Linked DNA regions of Mus musculus: region 2 is linked to region 1. The links are chromatin loops, found by intact Hi-C in ENCODE. Cell type or tissue: left cerebral cortex. All regions are shown on one strand. Links, peaks and the distances in the headings refer to the core of each region. The heading gives the core; the rest is flanking DNA. Region 1 has its middle 180 kb from the start of Scn7a. Region 2 overlaps Stk39 (serine/threonine kinase 39).

Evidence for each region. Hi-C counts contacts between places; a loop is a spot of excess contacts. Peaks named below come from ENCODE experiments on the same cell type or tissue, not always from the same donor. Only the 100,000 strongest peaks of a DNase experiment are listed, where the experiment ranks them.
Region 2: a loop joins it to region 1, with 7 times the contacts of the local background. A loop is called at or near these places in 16 of 42 quality-filtered maps.

What each region holds. Positions count from the first base shown.
Region 1 is chr2:66,960,885-66,963,804 of GRCm38, forward strand. No RefSeq gene overlaps it. Among named protein-coding and RNA genes, the nearest start is that of Scn7a, 180 kb to the left of the region's middle. In left cerebral cortex, for the core only: a CTCF peak has its summit at 1,414 (motif pointing right); a DNase peak (open chromatin) is centred at 1,418.
Region 2 is chr2:68,348,152-68,351,071 of GRCm38, forward strand. The region is part of intron 10 of Stk39 (serine/threonine kinase 39); the gene reads right to left. Among named protein-coding and RNA genes, the nearest start is that of Stk39, 120 kb to the right of the region's middle. In left cerebral cortex, for the core only: a CTCF peak has its summit at 1,578 (motif pointing left); DNase peaks (open chromatin) are centred at 990, 1,569, 2,014 and 2,217; H3K4me3 peaks cover 1,282 bases; H3K27ac peaks cover 1,358 bases.

The sequences.
Region 1 (2,920 bases), core at 176-2,675:
TTTCAGCCCACATCTTGGGTACAGTTCTTTTCCTATCCCTTCATCTGAGGAAATAAAAAGGACAATTACAAAAGAATCAAAAGTAGTTTAAACATAAATTCAAATTTTTGACCTGGTGTGTGTGTGTGTGTGTGTGTGTGTGTGTGTGTGTGTGTGTATTAAATATACATCACAGCTCCTGAATCAAATGGCTTAGACTCCTACTCTAAGGTGCTATGCCTCAAACTTAAGACTATGGACTCTATACACTTATAGTCACTACCAATTAGTTGGACTTTTGAAAGAATTTCTTGTATGCATTTGAACAAAGGTATTTTCTTAGTTGAAATTAAGTGTGTTAAGAGTCTTCCGAGATTAATTTGGTTTTATTACAAATAATTAATATAGTGACTAAAATTCCACTAAGACCATTGTGATTTCCTACCGTTTAATTTTGTATTCTTCATGTAAAAATTAACCCTACCAATTCATTCTTTATCTATATTAATTCAGTAACACTGAGGAAAGATAATTCATTTAATAATATTTTAAATGTCCTCTAATGGACACTTTATATAAGAGCAAAATTTCACAGATTTATTTTACCTTGTAGTTATAAGGAATGCCAAAGAGAAATTATTGCAATTATGACTAAATTTTATGAGTGTCTAACCAACAACTTAATTACAGCAACTCTAGTACGAAAATACAGTTAAATGCAATATATCAGTATATTCTGGGAATATTATGAAGATATAATCTTTGCTTTGCTTGTGACATTCCCTCAAAATAAATTACATAAATTCTAAAATTTAACATGACAATATAAAGTGTCAAACATTTTGATATATCGACAAAATATTAATTATTACATTAATTTTTCCAGTATACTGCTACATAAGAACTGCACTATTGCAAACACCTGTAAAATGAAGAATATTTTTTCATTTTTAATTGACTATTTTATTTATTTACATTTCAAATGTTATCCCCCTTCCCAGTTTTCTGTTCACAAGCCCCCTATTCCCTGCTTCTGTAAGGGTGCTCCCCCACCTACCCACCCACTCCTGCCTGAGTGACCTAGTGTTCCCCTATCCTGGGCCATCAAACCTCCACAGGACCTAGGGGCCCCCCTCTCAGTGATGCCAGATAAGGCAATCCTCTGCTACATATCCAGCTGGAGCCATGGGTGCCCCCCACCCCCACCCCGTACTCTTTGGTTGGTGGTTTAGTCCCTGGGAGCTATGGGGGTTCTGGTTCGTTGATATTGTTGTTCTTCCTATGGGGTTGCAAACCCATTCCGCTCCTAGAGTCCTTAAAATGTTAGCCAGTATCGATATTTATTTTCCATATAAATGTCTGTACAAACTTTTTGTAAGATAAACACCTTTCCCCATTTTCTTTTTGCTGCTTCACATATTACCAGCAGAGGGCAGCAACGCATAGACCGTGACACCTTGTTAGAGAGCAAGAATATCAGGGTAATCTGATCCAGTTTGAGTGTGGCTTGTGTGGCAGGTGACAGTTCTTTTGTACAGGTTGCTTAAGATTAAATATAGAGGGTCCGAGAGGCTCAAGAAACTCTATTTATTCTACCTATTTTGAGCTACCGCTGTTAGGCTTCATAATCATTGCAGGTGTAGAGAAAAAGATCACTTAGGCTCTTCTTGCAGCGAAAATACAGCCTATTGAGTAAACAGTTTGAAATTTAAACTGAGTTTCTAAAAGTAAGGAAGATGAAGGATATAGGCATGTTTTGTTTTATTTTAATTTGGGTATGTGTTCAGGTTATTGCTATGCTAGAATCATAGTATAATATGCCAGAATCATCACTTCCTGTGCGATGGGATTATACATTTAAAAAATGGCAGCTATGCTTAACAATCAATGCAAACAGGGCAATCTGTGTCGTGAATCAGTCTTCCTTTCTCCCTCCCTCCCTCCCTCCCTGCCTCCCTCTCTCCTTTCTTTCTTTCCTTCTTTCTTTCTTTCTTTCTTTCTTTCTTTCTTTCTCTCTCTCTCTCTCTCTCTCTCTCTCTCTCTCTCTCTCTCTCTCTCTCTCTCTTACTTCTCTGCTCCTTCTCAATGTCTTTAGCCTTTATCTTTTGTCATCACAGACACTAACCAATCGAAATCCTATCATTGTGGCACTCTATCAACGTCAAACTGGGCCAATCTCAGAAGAATCTACTGTTCGTTCACCCGGTGAAGGTATGTGAGTTTGTTCTGTGTGACAATAAAGGATGCTCAACAAAGTCAGGTGTATTGTTTTAGTGGAAGAGATATTGCACTGAATCATACAAGCAGCATCCACAGCTGTAGGGATTTTTCTACCCCTCTAACTTAGAAAATATTCATTATCTTAAGTTTGACAGTTGCAATAAGCTGAAAAAGGTAACAGGCAGAGGAAACAAGACTTTTTTCCCTCCTGTCATTAATACAAACAGGTTCAGTGTATGTCAAGAACAGCAAATCCAGTAAAAGCATCTTTAGGAATGTTCTCTTATCAGTCTATTCCTCAGACCACAGGACTAACAAAAAGTCTAGTTATGAGACAACTGCATTACAAATAGAAATCTTCTTTATAGTCTTCATCTAGTGAGAGCTCTTGAGGTCTGCTAAGAAATTTGGTAGACAAAGAACAACATGATGTTTTCTCACCAAAAACAGCTTTTATTAACCTCCTGGTGTTTGGCTCAGAGGGTTGTGATTATGATCCTGCTGACAACAGCCACCATCTGAGTAATGTTTTGACTCAAGTCAGGAAAGGCTGCAGGCAGGGAGGGTTTATACTGTTGAGGAAACAGCCAGAGAATTATCAAGAGGAAACCTGTGTTCTCCTCCGCTGTCTGCTGGTGATGTTACCTAACTAAGCAAATACCTGGTGACTTTCTGCTATGGGCTTCATAATGAACTAATTATCTCAGGTACATGGAGCGAT
Region 2 (2,920 bases), core at 166-2,665, 1.4 Mb after region 1:
GGAACTAACAGATCACTCACTGCTCCTAAGCCCACGGGACTCAGAGGCTGCACCGCGGCAAAGTCGAAGGGCGGGAACTCAGCTTGACACAGAGTATGACAGAACCGGGGTCTCGGGGTCACAGGGCCATGGAGCTGCAGTCACAGGGCCAGGGTGGTACAGACTAAGACCATGGAGCAGCTGGGGCTTCGGGAGACATGAGAAAGCCTCACCCAGCCACCCTGGAGCTACAGCAATAGTGAGTGGCTTTTGTCTTCGTTAACAAAACACCTGACAGAAACAACTGTGGAGAGAGGGATCGATTTTTGGATCACAGTTAACGGGGACACGGTCCTTCATTCGTGGTGGGGAAGGCATGGCTGTGCAGAAGCTAAAGCCAGAAGCCTGTTACAGTTCTAGAGGTTGGGAAGCAAAAAGCTCAGGCTGGAAAGGGGATGGGTTCCTACCCCCAAAACCCAGCCAACATTCAGCTTCTCCCCCCAGCTAGTCCTTTTCTCCAGACCTTCCAACTACGACCTCCTGCTGCCATGCAAATGTCCAAACAAAACATGACCGCGTGAAGACACTGCGCGTTAAAGTGCAGCTTGGTTGAGGGGCAGCTTTCTGAACCAGGGAGAGGACCAGCAGAGAGCCCTCGTGGGAAACACGTGCGAATTTCCCAGGTTCTATTTCCCGGTGCCAAACTCTGTAAGGCAATAAACCCACCAGTGGCTGAGGTGGGCACGGTGGAAACAGAGCCCAGAGGGATGAAGGAACCATTCGCGGCCCTGCCCTCCCTGTGCTGCAGGTCTCATCCTGGAAGCAGCACGAAGATTCCAAGTAGGAAGCTGTGAACTGGGAGTCAGGTACAGAGGCTGGCGAACTGTGGGCGGGAGGTGGGATGCAAGCAGGGATAAAGGCTCTCCATCAGCAAACATACGCAGCCTATCCTGGAAAACACAGCCATGTACATACAAATCCTTGGGAAAGCTGAGCAAGTCTGTCAAAGGCAAACGGGAAGCGCTGACTGCACACGAACATACCGCCCTCAAGCACGTGGCTGCCGTGCAACACAGCCAATGATTCCGCCCAAGTGTTTCCAGGACAGAATGCTGACAGTTCTTGGCAGTTTAAAACCAGCGTCTCTTACTTCAGAATTCTTATCGCTGTTTCCAAATCTCCAAAATGGATCCCCAAACCTCCCATACCTAACAAAGCTCAGTGTCTTGAAAAGTCACCTCAATCTAAAAGGCACAGGCTTTCCCTCCAAGTGAGGATCAGAGAAAAACAAACAAAAAAACCAACCAAACAAAAAACACACAGCATAGCAAACCCAGGGAGAGGGGAAAAATTTAACAATAAAATGTTTGGGGGTTGTTTTGTTTTCTCTTGCTTGGTCGTCTGCACGGAAAGTAATATTCTGTGATGCTTTTGCCCTGCTGCTGCCTCTGCCCTCACCTCTGTCAAATTCACACGCAGCACAAATACTGAGCAAAAGGACACAATCGACAGCAGCGAGATTGTTTTTATACAACAGTCAGCGATTCCGAGGGTCAGGACTGAAATGAACTATTCTGACAGCGCCCCCTAGTGGGAGAAGGCACTGCTCCCACCAAAGGAAGTCTTTTAAACTGACCTTACACTTAAGAAGGAATGAGAGTCTCTGCGTCTTCGCTGTCCCCGGAAGACCTGCCCCAGACACTGTACCTGCCGAACAGTAGCCCTAACATTTATGAGAGGTAACACCTCCACCATCCTCTCTAGGAGCATGTGGTCCCTCAATGGTACACCAACACACGCAGTTGCTTCTGTAGGAGGAGAGTTAAGAAACACACGAGTTAAGAGGACTGCAGCCCCGAGCCTATCTGATGCACCTGCGTATCCCAGATACCTCTGTTGTCAACGTTACACAACCTAGAATCACCTGAAAAGAGGAAGCCTCAACTAAATCATTGCCTTCAGACTCACCTGTGGCCATGTCTGAGCGAAACGGTCGTCACTGATGATTGACATGGGGAGGCCCGCCCACTCTGGGCAGCACCATCCCTGGGCACATGGATGAAGGCAGTGGACCTGGACTGTGTAAGAAACAAGCTGGCTGAACATGATCCAGGTAACCCAGTAAGCAGTGTTTCCTTACGGTTTCTATTTCAATTCCTGCCCTGACTTCCCTCAGAGATAGACCGTTACCCGGACGTATAAGCTGAAATAAACCCTCTCTTCCAAGGTTGCTTCCTGTCACAATGCTTAGCGCACGTGGCAGCTGGAATCGAGTCTGGCTCACTTCTCCTCCTCCTTCGGAGTTAGTTAGCACACACTTGGAGTCCCTTCTGCCTCTGTTCACCCAGCACTAAGGTGTCTCGGAAACCAAAGAACTGCCTGAAAATAGCCTGATACTACTAAACTGTATTAATTGAATCACGAAATCCTGGAAGCACTCCAATCTATCTCCCAAACTTAAGACTCTTGGTTTTCACATGAATTGCGTCTATTACATTTCTTTGATTTGTTAAAGAAAATGTAACACAGATTTAAAATCTTTAATTCAAAATAAAAGTGGCAAGTACTTAGATCATCACCCTTCAATTACCTGTCCTATAAAAGAGCAGCCACCTGACTAACCGGATTACCTCAGTCAGCTTCTGCTCCAGGGCTGCGGCTTCCACACGCCTAACCTTCCCTTGGGGTCCTCTAAAGGCAACTGCTGCCCTCTACTGGGAAAACATGGAACAAAGCTAAAAACCACCTCATTTCTTCTGGTTTCAACACCTGACTGAACTGAGATGGCACGAGGGAGGAAGACAGCTTTGCAGAAGCTTAAAAGTCGTTTCCTGCTTTTCTCAACTACAGAACCTAAACGGTAAGAGGCTGAGAAGTTGGCTTTGGAGCCACCTAGTCAGGATGCTGGCTGCAGTCAAGGCCCAGAGTTCTGGATCTCAAC